2 separate regions of the Homo sapiens genome follow, and region 2 is linked to region 1. Evidence: chromatin loops called from intact Hi-C (ENCODE). Cell type or tissue: ascending aorta. All regions are shown on one strand. Each heading gives the region's core, and the rest is flanking DNA. Links, peaks and the distances in the headings are about the cores only. Region 1 overlaps RTTN (rotatin). Region 2 overlaps RTTN (rotatin).

The links. Hi-C counts contacts between places; a loop is a spot of excess contacts. Peaks named below come from ENCODE experiments on the same cell type or tissue, not always from the same donor. Only the 100,000 strongest peaks of a DNase experiment are listed, where the experiment ranks them.
Region 2: a loop joins it to region 1, with 3 times the contacts of the local background. A loop is called at or near these places in 2 of 110 quality-filtered maps.

The regions. Positions count from the first base shown.
Region 1 is chr18:70,041,244-70,050,003 of GRCh38, reverse strand. It overlaps RTTN (rotatin), which reads left to right. Exons shown (of 49, transcript NM_173630.4): 40 at 1,816-2,033. Among named protein-coding and RNA genes, the nearest start is that of CD226, 98 kb to the right of the region's middle. RefSeq lists an enhancer at 1,251-2,450. In ascending aorta, for the core only: no CTCF peak of the experiment used is centred there; a DNase peak (open chromatin) is centred at 1,693.
Region 2 is chr18:70,125,552-70,134,311 of GRCh38, reverse strand. RTTN (rotatin) reads left to right here. Exons shown (of 49, transcript NM_173630.4): 24 at 5,766-5,954; 25 at 6,571-6,810. Among named protein-coding and RNA genes, the nearest start is that of RTTN, 76 kb to the left of the region's middle. In ascending aorta, for the core only: no CTCF peak of the experiment used is centred there; a DNase peak (open chromatin) is centred at 1,131; H3K27ac peaks cover 1,064 bases.

The DNA.
Region 1 (8,760 bases), core at 257-2,756:
CTGTGTTGGTATAGAAACCAGTATCCTTTCTGACATATGTACATTGTATGTGGATACATCTTCATATATAAAATCTGGTATACATGATAACATGGAAAGTTAGGATACAAATAACTTTCTCATCACATCAGAATTTTCTTATAGTACAGAAATGCCAAGAGTATAGTATAATTATTTTTATGTTTTTCATGATAGTTGCCCACTAAAATAAACATGATTATTTTAAAATAACTAATCTTTAATTTTTCATGAAGCCTCCTAAATTTTAGCATAGAAAAAAGCTGTTTTTTAACATAAATATTCATAACTGACATTTATGTAACCTTTTTAAACAACCTACTTAAATGTACTCAAAATTGAGTTATTTTAAGCTTCCAAAGTACCTGCTAATTCAACTGACCGATTTTTTTTAACATTTATTTTATCATTTGATCATTCAGTAAACTTAAATGCATGATACAATTTTTAACCAAAGCGATAGTAAGAATTATGGCAAATGCATGTTTAACAAGGAACAGAATTGTTAATTTTCTGGATGTAGGAGTTCTGAGTCTACCATGGAGTACAGTGTCCACGTAGGATATCATTATTTTGTTTAAAATATAATAATTGAAAGAGATTGACTGATTAAGACATTGGGATTTTCTTCTTGTATTTATTGGGGGAAAATTAGTTTATCACCTGAATCACCAATAATATCAATAGAAAGCATGATGCTACCCACATTAGATAAATCTGGCCTGCAGCTTGTTTTGGTAAATAAAGTTTTATTGGAACATAGCCACACTCACTTACATATTGCATATGGCTGCTTTCATGCTACAAAAGTTGAGGTGAATAGTTGTGAAAAAGCCAGTTACCTGCAGAGTATAAAATACTTACTACTTGGACCTTTACAGAAAAAGTTTGCTGACCTCTGACTTAAACTTATTTATCTAACACTATTTCTTTAGTGATAAAATAAATACATATTAAATTCAAAACCTTCCTTCAAAATATGTGTACAGTTTTATGTAATAATAGTACTAATCAAAAGTAACTTACTGCATAAATGGTTTTCATAATAGTAATGTTAATGAAAACATTAATAACAATTATCATTTTTTTTGCCATGGTTTTATTTTTGTTTATTTTTATTTTTTTAAATCAATTGCCATCTCATATGCCCATATACATTTAAAACATGTCGTGGTCACTCCGTAACTTGTGTTATCTATAAGAGTCTTTTCTCGAACTTGACTAATATTTGGACATCATTTAAATGAACATAATTCTCATGAAACCCTACTGCTGACTACTTTATTTTTCTTATGTAACTTTAATTTGTACAAGCCAAAATCTAAGTAAAAATTTTTATGGTTATAATTATCACACAAGCATAAATCTAAAATATAAAATCAAACAAAATTATAAATCCAATTTTTCAAGTTTATAAAATGTAAAACAACACATGTAATTTTGATTAAACAAAATCAGTTCTCACAACAGGAAATTAATAATGACTGTTTCAGTGTAAATTCCTTTCAGTTTGGTCTGTTCTTTCCACTCTGTATTAAGTTTGTGAATCAGTTCATGACCACTCATGTGCTGTCTGAACTGCTATGAAATATTTGTTTGTACATTGTGCCAACACTGCATACTAAGTCTTGCTTTTAAGTTCTGGTTGGCACCAGCTCCTTTAACAGTTGCAACACAATCACACAAGTTGGTAATCTAGATGATCCAGAGTATAGTTACTTTAAAATCAACTTGATTTCCTTTTTGTTGAATTTTGAAGAAATTTTCAAACATTCACATCTGAAATTATTCCTTTAGATATGTTCTGCACATGTGCAGGCTTGTCTGCCACGTGTCCTGCCCTGTATACTGCCAGCTTGCAATTCCTTTCTGTTCTCTTGACCGAAGAAGCAAAAGGGCATCTCCAGGCTAAGAGCAAAACACATTTATGCTGTAGTCCAACAGTGGCTTCACTTCTTGATGACTCTCAGGAAAATCAGAAATCTCTAGAACAACTTAGTGATGTAATCCTTCAGGTACGTCATTTCTTGGTTTTTCAAAAACTTTATTTAGCGTTTAAATAAATTGACTTTCAGTCATGGTCTTGTTAAAAACTGTCTCAGTCATTTAAATTAAGAAATAGTAATGCTTATTATGACTGTTTAAATGATACAAAAGTTTATAAAGTTAAATTAACTATCTCCTCCTTAGCCCCACCCGCTTATGTTGACCAGTTTCTTCAGTGAATATGATGTAAAGATTTGAAGTGAAATATTACTAATCTAAATCTAACAGTTGATCAAAACAGTGTTTCATATCATGACCAAAATGGATATATTTCAGAAATGCAGTTATGGTTCAAAATTTATTGTAATTTTAAAGATATATCTACGTCTCTGAAAATATATTCTAAGTGACATTTGATTTCTAGAAATGGACCACAGATTTTTGGGGTTGGTTACATGTATAGGTAAGTGGACTTGTCTGGCACATTTGGAAGAAAATGCCCCCTTTCCAAGCCCTGTTGCCTGTTTTATCTTATAAAATTATGTTTACAGTCTAAAATGTGAATCAAGAATTTTGTTAATCAGAAAACATTCTAAAATCACTAAAGTATTATTTTATAAGTAGATGAGTAATTTTTTAAAAACTGTGTGTTTACTAAGTTAAAGTTGTACATTGTTTTTTACAAATAGGAATATTTTTAGATTTTTCAGTATTTAGAATTATTCTTTTTAATCATGTGGTTTTATGATTTTTGTCTTCTCACTGAAAGGCAGAAAAGTAGTAGAATTGTTGATTGAAGAATTTGCTTCAGCTTCCCAATCAGCCAGCCACGTTTGGCAAAGATAGAAGATTGTCTGTGTGCTGGTTTGTTATAATTCCTTTGTTGCTTAGAAGATTGTTCCTGTGCTGATTTGTTATAGTCCCTTTGTTGCTTAGAATTTGGAGATTTTTACCCACTTCTTTGCCTGTGAGAGTCATGATCATGCAGATATTTCTGGTATGACTGCTTGTGCATTTTGGGCACAAGGCTTGATGATGTTGAGATGCAGAAAGGATTGCCAGTAAGAAGAAAATGCTTCCTGGTTCACCCAGGAGCTGTCCTGTGGAGAGTGTCACAGGGTCCTCAGGGGACTTTGTCTCCCTTGTGCTACAAAATCTGGTTACCTTTCCAGCATAGATAAGAAGCCTGTTAAGGCATCCCCCATTTTCTCATCCATCTCCAGCAGCGCCTTCAGAAGCCTGGATAGAGCTCTAGGGGAGAAGCGTTCCTCAAAGCATTTCTCTAAAAGCCTCTTATTCTTGGGAGGCCATAGCTTTCCTGTACCTACTACCTCACTGTCAGTTCACTCAAATTTTCTTAGTTGAAAACAAAAACTGGACGTTGTCCCAGTTTTCTCATTCCCCATCAGAACAACAGACTTTATTTCCCAATGATTAACTGAGTCTCCAGTTTTGCACTTTAAAGAATGTTGTAAGGAGGAAAATTCAAACCTTTTCAAAAGTCTCCCAACCACAACCCCTATGTAATTTAATTATAAATTTCCCAACTTTGGCTTTGGTTGGAGCACGGTACTGCTTGGGGAAAGGCTTTTGCTCTTGCTGACACACTTGGCTCGTCAGAGAATTTCAGTGACTTCACTCAGAGGACTGAGTGCAGTGAGGGCAGTGTGCTGGGCCCTGCCCTCCCTGCTGAGGCCAAAATGGCAATAGGTGTGGGAGCCTGGCTCTGCATGGATGACTGTGGGTGTCCTGCAACCAATCCTCCTGGACCTGGGAAATTTAAAGACTTCCAGCCAGGCAAAGCCAGGGCTATTTTATTTCCCAACTCTTTAATGTTGTTTGTGGTGCTGTGTTTGAAGGGTCTCTGATGAGACTCATGATGCATATGGATCCATGTAGGGTAATGAATCAGTTTATAATAGTATACGCAGGAAAAAAAAAATCTGTGCTAGAGGAATTTGTGAAATTTACCTTGCCCTTATTTTTACCTAATACTTTGTAATATTATTCATTATAAAAGCTTTTGTTTATAATTTTTTTGTTACCTTTTTGGACAAAGAAAATGAGATAGCCTACAGTCACAGAATATCTCAATGATTTTCCTAATGACTAGCTAATTTTCCTCTTTATTTCTCTAAATTACAAATCACGTATTTTGTGAGGGTATGGATACATTAACCAATTATTTAAACCATGTTTCCTAATAAATCATACTCTTTGTGTTCGTGTAAGCAGTAGAATTTGGATACATGACATCTGTTAGAAAGGCACAGGCAAGTTTAAGACAAAGAAAGTGAAGAGAGGAAGTATACTCCTGGCACACTCATGACAAAATGTGTACCTAATGTAAGTTGGGACAGTTAATGGGCCTATTAAATTACAAACACTGTTTTCTTTGCCTTATAGAAATAGGATATGTGAATTAAAATATTATTAGAATACATTCAACAGCAACACGTTTTGATAAGTAATAAATGTAGCTTACTATATGTCCATGGAGGCTGTGGTTTGGGCCAGGTGCTGTATGAAGCAAAGTAAATTACAGTCTTTAAATTATCTGAAGAAATTATATTCTAAAATTGATGTCTTTCAAAGGTCTAAGTTTTCTGTAAAATCATACTCAAAAAACATTTGATATGGGACCTTAGGCAAATCACTTAACTTCTTGGGATTCAGTTCTTCAAGTGCAAAATGATAGGCTTTTATTACATTATTACTAAGTTTCAGCTGCCTCTAAAATCTCCATCCTCCTAACAAATCACTGTATTGGAACTTCAGTTAAATGTCTGGTCAGAGTTATCTTTTAAATGGTGCTTTATAGCAGTATCCCATAGGGGATACATGTTGAAAGTATTCATACTTACATCTTAAGTCATGTGTAAGTGTTTTTTTCTAAGTCCATTTTGAGGTGGTTTCAGACTTTGAGCATTTTCTAAGAAATATTCAGCTGTCTTTTGTCCATAAAATACTGAACACATTTGACTTAGCAGAGATTTTACCTTCCCTAGTTTATGAAGATACAGTAGTCTCCTCTTATCTGTAGTTTTGCCTTTTATAGCTTCAGTTACTCATGGTTGACTGTAGTCCAGAAATATTAAATGGAAAATTCCAGAAATACACAATACTTAACGTCTTAAATTGCATGCCATTCTGAGTAGTATGATGAAATATGCTCTGTCTCCCCTCAGGACGTGAATCATGCTATGTCTAGCTTACCCATGCTGCATATGATACGTGCCCATTCATCACTTAGTATAGCAATCTTGGTTATCAGACTGATGAATCACAAGACGAAGAAGGATGAGTGCATTGTAGTAAGATATTTTAGAGAGAGAGACAGAGAGGCCACAATCACATAATTTTTATTATACTATTCTGTTATTATTATTGTTAGTCTCCTACCTGCCTAATTTATAATTAAACTTTATTGTAGTTACATATTTATAGGAATAAAACTTAGAATATATGGAGTTGGGTACTATTCATGGTTTTAGGTATCCACTGGGGGTGTTGGAATGGATCCCTCAAGGATAAAGGGGCCTACTGTGCTCAATATGTTTTATTTGCAAATACATATAGATAACAAGATCAATAAAAATCTCTCTATATGTAGTAGATTTTGTCTATAATTGATATATTAATCAGTTGAGATAATGAATTAATTTTGCTCCTTATATTTGATCTGATATCTAAAAGTAGTAATGCAAATGAGGAACTCTTGTGCCTTATTTTAGATGTATTTTGTGCTCACATTTAGTGAATGGTAAAATTCAAGGGTAAATCTGTTGAAAGGAAGGCTTATATATTTAAGATCCCATTGTGTTGATGAATGTTCACTGTAATTAAAAAGCCTATTTTTTACATTAAGTACCTTTTGGAAAGAAAGCAAGAAAGTCTTGACCTAGAATACCCTACATCACTTAAATGTACAGAAGGGATTAATCTAGAAAGAGCATGACATTTAAATGAATTTTGGTTGATGAAAAGACATTATGTCTTGCTCTGTATATCGTCTTGATTTCTTTTTCTCTTTTTGTGTATTTGCTAGTTATCTGTTGCTTGAGTTTATTCTCAGCCTTGCTGCCTCCAGGCTCCTCACACTTCCAGTCGTGTCCACTTGCTCTTTGCAGTGATGCTCAGACTGCTTTTCAGTCTGCAGTAAGTACTGTATGGAAACTGATAGAAAGTCAGTTCTTCACTCCAGCCTTTCCTTCAGTATATGTTGGAAAGTATATGAATTTACCATAGATTAATTCTGTTTGTTTCCTTTTTGTCTGTTTGGTTTTGGTTTGGGGCTTTGATTTCAGTTTTACCATGTACACATTTTAGAGAACCAAACAGTTGTATCTGTAAGTTTTTACTAAAAGTAGGAGATTTCTGCCTTCATTCCTCATATTCTCAGAGGTGACCACTTATACCTCATTTAGCTACTTTTTATAGCTTCTCTTTCATGTCTCTAAATAACATGCTTATATTTTTTTGTCTTGATTATTCAGTTTTAAATATTATCTGTTGAATTCCTACTATGGAAAATGAGACTTTAGCTTTTTTTTCATGCCTCACCCACCTACCCTGCCAAAATGGGTTCCCTTCTCATTCTCCTAATATTGATATACCATAATGCCAATTAGAGAATAGGCAGCGTGAATGGTATTAAATTTATGACAGTGTTATACACAGTTGAACCGTGTTGCAGAGTGTTTAACTTTCTTTTCTTGCACAGCTTTTGTTTGCCTTAGAGGTAATTATTGTATTATTTTAAAACGTGCTGACTTTCCTGTTATCACTTACAAGCTCCATGCTCTTTGCCAGAATTAAACATCCTCTCAGTGTGTTCAGAATTGTCAGAACTTCATCGCTTCATCTTTTGGAAGAAATCTCTTCCCAATTCCTTCTAACCTACTTGGTGCCTGTTTTCATCCTGGGATATCCATTCACCAGTTTCTGGGAATTCCTTTACCTCTGTGCTAGGTGCAGTTTCCTGTCATCCTGGGATATCCATTCACCTGGTTCCAGGAATTCCTTTACCTCTGTGCTATGTGCAGTCTCCTGCATCCTGCATGCTGTCTCCCATCTCCTGTGGCCTTCTCTCCTGGTTAATGCTCTTCATTTTTGCGTAGCGTCTCTTCTCCCTTAGCTTTCAGAGAAAAGGTACTGAGGAGGTCTTTTGAGATCTAAATGACTGAAAGTCTTTTATCGCCCTTACATATAATTTATAGTTAGGCTAGTGAGAATTCTGGATTGGAAATCATTTACTTCAGAATTTAGAAGCCATAGTCTGTTCTTTTTAATTCCAAATGTTACTATAGAGAATTCTGAAGCCTTGGCTGGGCGCGGTGCTCATGCCTGTAATCCCAGCACGTTGGGAGGCTGAGGCGGGCGGATCACGAGGTCAGGAGATCGACACCATCCTGGCTAACACAGTGAAACCCCATCTCTACTAAAAACACAAAAAAATTAGCCAGACATGGCGGCGGGCACCTGTAGTCCCAGCTACTCGGGAGGCTGAGGCAGGAGAATGGTGTGAACCCGGGACGGGGAGCTTGCAGTGAGCAGAGATCACGCCACTGCACTCTATCCTGGGCGACAGAGCGAGACTCCGTCTCAAAAAAAAAAAAAAAAAAAAAAAAAAAGAAAATTCCAAAGCCCTTAGAATTCCTGGTTTTTCTCTTCCTGGAAGTTTTTAGAATCTTTATTTTTTCTCGTATTCTAAAATGTTTAGATGAAGCATCCAGGTGTGGATCTGTTTTAGCCATTGTACTGGGCTCTCTTGGGGATTCTTTCCATCTATAAACTCATGCTTTCTAAATTACTTCAGAGACATTCCCTGTACTTTGTATGCTCTGTACATTTGGAACTCCTGTGAAGTTTTTTTTTTTCGCTATGTAATCTCTCTTTGCTGTCTTTTCCTCTATTTATTTTAGTCTCTCTTTTCTATTTGGCAGCTTTTCTTGGTGTCTGGTAATCTTGATTATGTGCTGTATTTAAGACTGGGAAACTCAAAGCAGATTGACATCCCTGAGCATATGAGTGCAACTTGTCAATTGCTGTCCAAGGGGACCAATGGGGGTTATTTTGTAGGCTTGTCTTCTGGGGCTTATCAGATTCCCTGGAGAATGGTCTTCTGATCTCTTTCCTGGAGGTGAAAACCCAACTGCCAAATGTTATGTAGCCAAGTAGGAGACGACAGCTGAGGTCTCAGAATTTAGTTTGCACAATTTCACTTAATCCTTCAAAGGTTTTAGTAGAATACCCTTGCCCACAAATTTTCCTGTCTCTGCCAGTTCAGAATCCTAATTTATCCTCTCCAGAGACTAAGCATCCGGGATTTTGCAAGGGCTGGGAGGAAGAGTGGCTTAGTTACATAGAAACTGGTGGCTGGCGGGCAGGATCTGGGCATGTAACTGCATTTTAGAGACTTGAAGCAATCCTTCATCCTCACGTCCAGGGATGCCTGGTGCTAAATTTCTTCAGCCTTGGGCACTTCAGTGGATAGATTGGGGTAGTTTTCAGCTTTCCCCACTCACCACTTAGAATTCAAGTTTCCCAAGCCTAATACACTTGCCTCTCATCCATCTGCTTTCTCGTTTTCAGGCTTGTGTGTGTGTGTGTGTGTGTGCAATCCCATTTTTGTCATTTTAATGGGATTTCAGGAGGGAATAAAAGACATATCTGTGCACACAACTATTTCCTTAGGAGTCTTAACTCCGACCCAACCCTGCTCCCAATTGCTAGTGAGCAATTTTTTATTTTTAT
Region 2 (8,760 bases), core at 117-2,616, 84 kb before region 1:
TATCTCCCCACCACCAATTTTTTATTTTGATACCGTTCAAATTTACAGGAAAGTTGAAAGCTATACGGTGCATACTTGTATGTCGTTCAGCCTAGAGTCATCAATTATTTACATATGAGTCTCTTTGCTTTCTCTCTCCTAATATATATTTTTATTTATATTTAATTCTCCCTCACCCACCAATTGGAAATAAGTTTCAGACATAAATTCACTCCTTTCCTATATATTCCAGCATGCACATCCTTAAGTTAAGGACATTATTCTACATAACTGCTACAATATGATCCCATCTAACAAGATTAAAAATAATTCTATAACATGGTGTGGTTTCTCCAGTTATCTCCAAGTATCTTTTGTGTATATTTTTTCAGAATGCAATAACCAGTTAAGGTTCTGCATTGTATTTGGTTTTCATGTCTCTTTAGACTTTTGTAAAAAGTAAATTGTTTTTATTGACATATATCGTACATAAAGCATACAAGTCATAAGGGTACAGCCCTTGAATTTTTCTGAGTAAACGTACTTATTTATCTCACACAGATTGACATAGAATATTACTGACAGACCGGAAACCCTTTTTGTGCTTTCTCATTACCTTCTACCACCCCAAAATGTAATCCTATTTTAATTTCTATTGCTGTACATTATTTTTGCTAGTTTTTGAACTTTATAAATAGAGTGCATTATTATATTGCTTTTTGCTCAACTTGGAGAGATTTGTCCATGTTGCTGCATGAAGCAATCAATAGTTGGTTCATTTTTATTCTATGTAGTATTCTGTCTAAGAATATACAACACTTTTATTTACCATTCTATTTGTGGATGTTTAATTTGTTTTCTGTTTTGGGCTATTATGAAGAAATGACTGCTAAGAACATTCTTGAACACGTGTCATTGTTGGAATATAGGATATTTATGTTTAGCTTTAGTAGATGTTACCAGACAGTATTACGAAGTTGTTGTGCTGATTTACATTCCTACCATCAGTGGAAAAGTACTAGCTGCCCCACATCCTCACTAGCCTTTGGTATTTGCATTACCAGTCTTAATGGTGTTTAGTTTGGCTAAATAATGAAACTCACACGACTGCAGTAGTCATGCTTAGAATGAGATCACATTTGTGGGTGCTGGGAGCTGTCTTGGCTTGGAAGCCTCATGTCCCAAATAGAAAATATGTTCTCTAGTAAGTGTGCTGTAGGCATAGTTTCCAGGTTGCTTATAAGAGCCACAGCACTCAAGATTGCTCAGAGCTGTGACATCCCATCATGCATTTATAGTTTATTCCTAGATGTCTCAGTCCAGATGTGGGGAGTCATTTTCATCATAAGCAAAGCAGCTTAGTAAATTCTTGACATTCCATATCTATCTGATTTTACTGGGTAAAGGGACAGAGAGTTACCTCAATATCATGTTTGTCCGTAAAGAGGAGAAAGGGTTTTATTACTCTTTTACTCACAGTAATGTTGGCATTTAAAAAATTGTTGCCCATCTGATGGATGTATAGTGTATCTCAAAGTGGTCCTGATGTATTACTCTTTGCTTTTTATTATTTTCTTCCTTCTGTGTTTTTCAAACTTAATTTTCTGTTCATTTTCTAACTTACTGGAGGATTGGCCATTGATTATTAGCCGCCCTTTCATTTAAAGCTATCAATGTTTCTAAGTATGGCTTTTGGTATATTCCACGAATTTGATATGCCATATTTTATTATTTAGTTCAAAATATTTTCTAAGTGTTTTGTGATTTTTTTTTATTGATGCAAGGGTTGTTTAGAGTTATTGGGGGTAACTAGTGAAGATTTAGTTTATTAGGTTTTCTAGTTATTTTATTATTAATATTTAGCTAAATATTGACATTAGAAAATATTTTCTATGATTTTAATTCTTTAGAGTTTGTTGAATTTTACTTTATGGCCCAGCATATGGTCAGCTTTTTAAAATGTTCCATGTGTACTTGAAAATAATAATGTATATGTAGTAGTTGTTGGATATACTGTTCTATAAGTCTCAAAATATATCAGGTTTATTGATAGTGTTCAGATCTTCCCTGTGTCTACTTTATTATATGTGTGTGAAGTTCTTTCAGGTAGCAGAGAGGCATGTTAAAATCTCCACTATGACATTGTCATTCTGGCTGACAATGTATTTTGAGGCCATGTAATTTAGTTTGTAAACATGCTGGTGGGTTGTCTCTATCATTATGAAATTATTTCTTTATCTCTAGCAGTGCTTCATCATATAGAATTCACTCGATCTCTTATGACTGTAGCTTCCCCAGCTTTTATTTGGTTAGTGGTTAGCATGATATGTATTTTTCCATCCTTGTAGTTTTAGCTGTTCTGTGTCCTTAAATGTACTTTTTTTTTTTAAGAAGTATATAGTTGAGTTTTTTTGTCCAATCTGACATTATTTACAGTTTTAATGGAATATTTTAATGCATTTTACATTTACTATAATTACTAATATTTTTGGATACAGATTATTAGCTTGCTATTTTCTATTTGTCCAATGTGGTTTTTTTCTTTCTTTTTCCTCTCTGGCTTTTCTTGATTAATTTTTAAAATTAGTCCATGTTTTCCAGCTGTTAACTTGTAGTTACATATACATTAAGTATTTTATTTATTTATTTATTTGTAGCGATTGGGATCTTGCTTTGTTGCCCAGGCTAGTCTTGAACTCCTGGCTTCAAGCAATTCTCCCACCTCAGCCTCCCAAAAGTGTTGGGATTACAGGCATGAGTCACTGTGCCCAGCTAAGTATTCTTCTATATACATTATTTCTATATATTTTATACAGATGATTATTCTTTTATAATATAGAGATTATAATTTACTTCCTTGACTGTGAACTAGTATTTTTACCACATCCCAGACAATGCAAGGACCTTAGAACACATTAATTCCATTTATTTGCTCTTCTTTTTTTTTTCTTTTATTGTCAGGTATTTAAATTCTATACATATTTTAAATTCTATAAGATGTTATTATAATTATTTTATGCAGTAAATAGTCATTTAGATTTGTATACCGTGGTCGTTTCTGTTACTTTTTATTGCTTTTTTGGTTTTTCTGCCTCCATCTGAGAATTTGTTTTTTTAAGAGTTTTTTATTATTTAATGTAGTGCACTTATATTAGCAATGATTTCTGTCAGGTTTTTTTTTTTTTTAATCTAAAAATTCTTTCTGTTTTAAAAAATGTTATCACTAGGTATAGAATTCTAGGTTGGCAGTTGGAGTCCATTTTTTTGTAGGAACATTGGCTGTCAGTTTTATTGTTGCTTCTTTGAAGGAACTGTGTTCCCCATTCTCTTAGGAGTTCCTTCAGCTATATCCCACAGCACTTTGCTTGCTTGCTTATTTATTTGGGGGAGTTTATTTTATTTTTATGGGTATATAATAGTACATATTTATGGAGTACATGTGATATTTTGATATAAGCATACAATGTATAATGATCAAATCAGAGTAATTAGGATGTCCATTACCTCTAACATTTATTGATTCTCTGTGTTAGGAACATTTCAGATCTGCTCTTCTAGTTATTTTGAAATATACAACAAATTACTGTTAACTATTTTTACCCTATTGTGCTACTGAACACTAGATCTTATTCCTTCTATCTAAATTTTTATGTACCCATTAGCCATCCCTTCTTAATTCCCCCCTTCCCCACCATCCTTTACAGCCTGTGGTAATCATCATTCTACTCTTTATCTCCATGAGATCATTTTTTTTTTTTTTTAGCTCCCACATATAAAGGAGAACATGTGATGTTTGTTTTTCTGTGCCTGGATTATTTCAGTTAACGTAATGACTTCCAGTTCCATCCATGTTGTTTCAAGTGACAGGATTTCATTCTTTTTTACATCTGAATGATACTCCATTGTGTATTTATACCACATTTTAAAAAATCCATTCATCTATTGATGGACACTTAGGTAGATTCCATATCTTGGTTATTGTGAATAGTGCTACAATAAACATGGGAGTGCATATATCTCTTTGACATACCAATTTCCTTTCTTTTGGATATATACCCAGCAGTGGGATTGTTGGATCATATGTAGGTTCTGTTTTTAGTTTTTTGAGGAACTCCATACTGTTTCCAATAATGACTCTACTAATTTACATTCCCACTAACAGTGTGTGAGCATTCTCCTTCCTCCACATCTTTGCCAGCATCTGTTATTTTTTTTTGTCTTGTTGATAAAAGCCTTTTTAACTGGGGTGAGATATCTCATTGTGGTTTTGATTTGCATTTCTCTGATGATTGGTAATGTTGAGAATTTTTTCATATACCTGTTGGTCATTTGTATGTCTTTTAAGAAGTTTCTATTCAGATCTTTTGCCCAGCTTTTAATTGGATTATTATTATTATTATTTTGCTGTTAAGTTGTTTGAGTTCCTTATATATTTTGATGGTTAATCTCTTGCCAGTTGAATAGTTTGCAAGTGTTTTCTCTCATTCCATAGGTGGTCTCTTCACTTTGTTGACTGTTTCCTTTGCTATGCAGAAGCTTTTTAGCTTGATATGATCCCATTTACTTATTTTTGCTTTGCTTGCCTGTGTTTTTGAGGTCTTACTTAATAAATCTTTGCCCAGGCTAATGTCCTGAAGCATTTCTCTAATGTTTTCTTCTAGTAGTTTCATAGTTGCAGGTCTTACATTAAGTCTTTAATTCATTTTGATTTGATTTTCATATGTGGCGAGAGATAGAGATCTAGTTTCATTTTTCTGCATATGGATATCCAGTTTTCTGAGTACCATTCATTGAAGAGACTGTTCTTTCCCCAAATTATGTTCTCGGTGCTTTTGTTGAAAATTGACCAAATGTGTGTATTTATTTGTGCATTCTTTATTCTGTTTTATTGGTCTGTGTGTCTGTTTTTATGCTAGTATCATGCTGTTTTGGTTACTATAGCTTTGTAGCATAATTCAGAGTTAGGCAGTGTGATACCTCCCTCTTTGTTCTTTTTGCTCGGGATTGTTTTGGCTATTTAGGACCATGTTTTGTTCCATATACATTTTAGGAGTTTTAAAATTTCTTTTTGTTCCTTTTAGGATGCAAATTTACATGCATGTTAGATTATTTCACCATGTTAAAGGAAAAACTTGAGACAAAATACACATGCATGTGTCTTTACGGTAGAACAAAATTAACTTTGGTTTAAAAGATACTGCTATTGAATCTGTTTTTATTTCTAAACATATTTCTTGGTTCTTGTTGAATTTATTGATGATGAAACCATGTTCTCAAGTGAAAACAATAAGCTGGAATTCAGTCATTTAGTGACCTCTATGATCATAGGCAATTCATTTATCAGCTTTAAGCCTCATTTTTGATCATTTGTAAAATAGGTATCATAGTGCCATACCATGTAACTGTGAATGAATGATACAAAATAAGCAGTGTTTGGCATAAAGTAAATATCAGTGTTTTAGCTGAACACCTTTTATGTTTGGTTCACTGTATTCATGGTCCCTGACTTCAAGGAGCATTAGTTATCTCCACAACAACTCTAATATAGCATAGAATGTGGTAAGTCCTCAAGAAAGGATTTAAGTGTTCTGGGGAGTTTAGAGGAGATGAAAAGAATAATTGAAATACTGTATAAATTATGATAATTGTTTAAAATAGGGACTAAGAGAAACCTTTGCATTATTGTGGGTTGGGAGGCATTGAACTAGCCCTCATTTGTGGCTCATCTTTTTGAGTAGCATTTAAGAATTTGAAAGTTTGTAATTATTTGTACACATTTTCTTTAGGTACCATCTACCTGTTCATGTAATTGGACACCATGCTGTGAGTCCTTACTCCATAGTTTTGCCCTTATCTGCTGATTGTTTGGCCTTGAAGCCGGTGTCAGATATGCTGAGAATAGCTTGGAACCTGTCATGGTATCATGGGAGTGATAATCTGTTGAAGCAAATGAACTCTGAAACTAAAACGCAAGAGTAAGCTCTTATATTAGTTTAAAAAGCATTTGCAATTAATTAATTGTAATTAATTAGTTAAGTTTTACTTTTTCCTTAGGTCCAGTAGCTTTTTCCCTTGGTATCATCTGATTCTGCTTTTTAACAGTTATAATTTTTACTTTCTTTTAAATATTACATGTGTTTATTACTTTTAACAATCTATCATATGGGAAAACTTTAAATGAAAAAGCATTTTACTCTGTACTGTTTTAGAGGTTAAAGTCTGATTTGTTCGTAGATATGAATCACTAGGAAAAGGGTCCTGGATTAGAACAAAATCTCAGTAAGTATATGCATGAGTGTTATCATTAGTGTGATGGTGATTACTTTTGAATATCTTAATATTCTAATCTGTCTGTCTTAAGTGAATAAAAATTTTTATAAGGAGGAAAAGTCAATATAAACATTTGGGATGCCAATGTAAAATCCTAATATTGACAGATATGTATCAGTTTTTCTTCTGGCTGTAAGTCAACCTTTTGTTAAAAGAAAATGAAGATAAAACAGCTTTTGGGAGAGTTTATAATAGAAATAAGTGTGAGCTTTTATTTAAATAGCTTTATGTTCCTCCTTCATTTTTTTTCTTTTTGTCTAGAATTTTAGATGCATTGAAGTTATCTACAGAGGACATCCTCACTCTGAAGATAACACACATGGCTAGTGGGCTGCAGGACTGCCTCCATTCCATTGTTCAGGCTGCAACCCACAGGGAAGTTAGGGCTGCTGTCACCAGGATGAGTTTTTATCTTCTGAATGACAGATTGTCTTTAAAGGGTTGCCCTGGTCCATGTGGGGTTACCTTGAAGTCCTTGGCTTGGCACACCGCACTAAACAGGTCAGTGTAAGGTCAAGGCTGCCAGTTTCAAAGACCTGGATTGCATTGTATTGTGTTCATCTCCTAACCTTTGAAGATAAGAGTCTATGCCCTTACTGCTGCTATCATAGAAAGAAAAACTCCAGGATTTTTATCATCTGTAATAATAGCCAAAGAGAAATTTTTAATTTAGTTATTGCATTGTTGAAGGGATTATTAATAAACTTGTAACAATTTATTCTTAGAAAATTTTACCTCACAAAAGCAAATAATTAGGATAAGACATGGATGAAACAAATTGAATGTTTATTTCTATCCATGTTATAAATGAGTTGAGACATCAGTGAATTGATTAATAGCTGTGATACACCTGCCACAGGCTGTTTTGTTTTGCTTTTGTTTTGTTCTTAAGTAAATTATATCATTTTTCTTTTTACTCTCAATTTCATGAAGTTGATTGCCATGTGGCGGTCCTTTATAGCAGTTAATTGAGAAGGCTCTAGCTTGTCAATTTAACATGCTTAACTTGTAGCAGATGGTTGCATTTGCAACAAGACTGATAAGCAACCACTGCAAGCAGGTTTTCATTTTATTCTTCATGTGACTTTAGTATAAAATGTATAACTTTATTATTTAACATAAAATGTGCAGTTTTTAAGCTGCTAGGTTAAATGAGTTTCCAAAATATGAATTCCTTTATTAGTTTAGCTTTAAAAATTAGTTTATCTGATTAGGCTTTCCAGTGGTGTGCTGGTGCCCACTAATGCAGCCTTGTGAGAGAGCTGATGGTTGAATTTTCAGGATTTTTGTAAGGTGATTGTTAAACACAGCCATTCTTAATTATATAAACTTACAATTAAATAAATTATATGAAGACAAAAGGTAATGAATATGCAAACATCACTTTCTAATTATGTGGCAACATTTTACTGTTATCTTTGTTCTTGAGGTTATGCATACATATGCACTACAGGGGTATGTATTTTATGGAAATAACTACAATGGAGTACCACTGTGCATCTCTTCACAACTTCATGTTACATGGTAGCTCCACATTGTCTACAGTAGTATATTTACACCATGGAAATTGACAAACACAATAAGTCAGCACTCTCAGTTACATATTTATCAGCACACTCCCGCATTTAAACAGTCTCGCCAGTTGAAGAATGCATAAATCCTTCACTTTAAATAAATGTAATATGTCCCTATTTGTCAAAAGAAATTTTAACATAAAAGCTGATTGAATTCATTGCACTAAGTTTTCTTTCTCTTGTGAATTAAAACCATAGAAATAGTATGCAATACCACATTACAGGAAAGACTCTCAAACTGTGGGTCAGTGGAAGCCTTTAGAGTATTTCAAATTGCCCAATAGCAGTAACTGTATGTGAGCATCACATTTTTTATGGTTAGTTTCCTCAGGACTAGTGTAAGTGGAGAGTATAGACTGTGTATATGTTTAATATATACACACATGCATATATAATATTCATCTTGTATTTGGTTTTTAGGCCTGTGTTTGATCATGGCAACACAGACACTACTGCCTAATTTATAAATATTCATGTATTTCTGCTGTATTATGTTTCACTAAGGAATGTATCAAAAATATATATCACAGAATCCACCTTTTTTCATGAAAACTTTTTAAAAACTTTACTTCCAGCAATGTATGTACTAATGAGGCTTTGGGAAACTTTAGTTTTGCTTTCATTCAGTTTAATGATAGAAAGGAACATTATCTTTTTGACTGATTATCTAAGATGAACCAACAGCTTAAAGGGTGCTTGGAGATAGAAGATTCCCATAAATCATGGCTGTATAAAGTATTGAGATATTGAGAACATTTTTATAAGCTTAGTTTAATATTTTTAAAATACAGCTATTTCAAATTATATCATTCTAGACAAAACAAAATATAGAGAAGCATGTTCATACCTGTGTGAATGGTTTTTTATTGTATTTTAA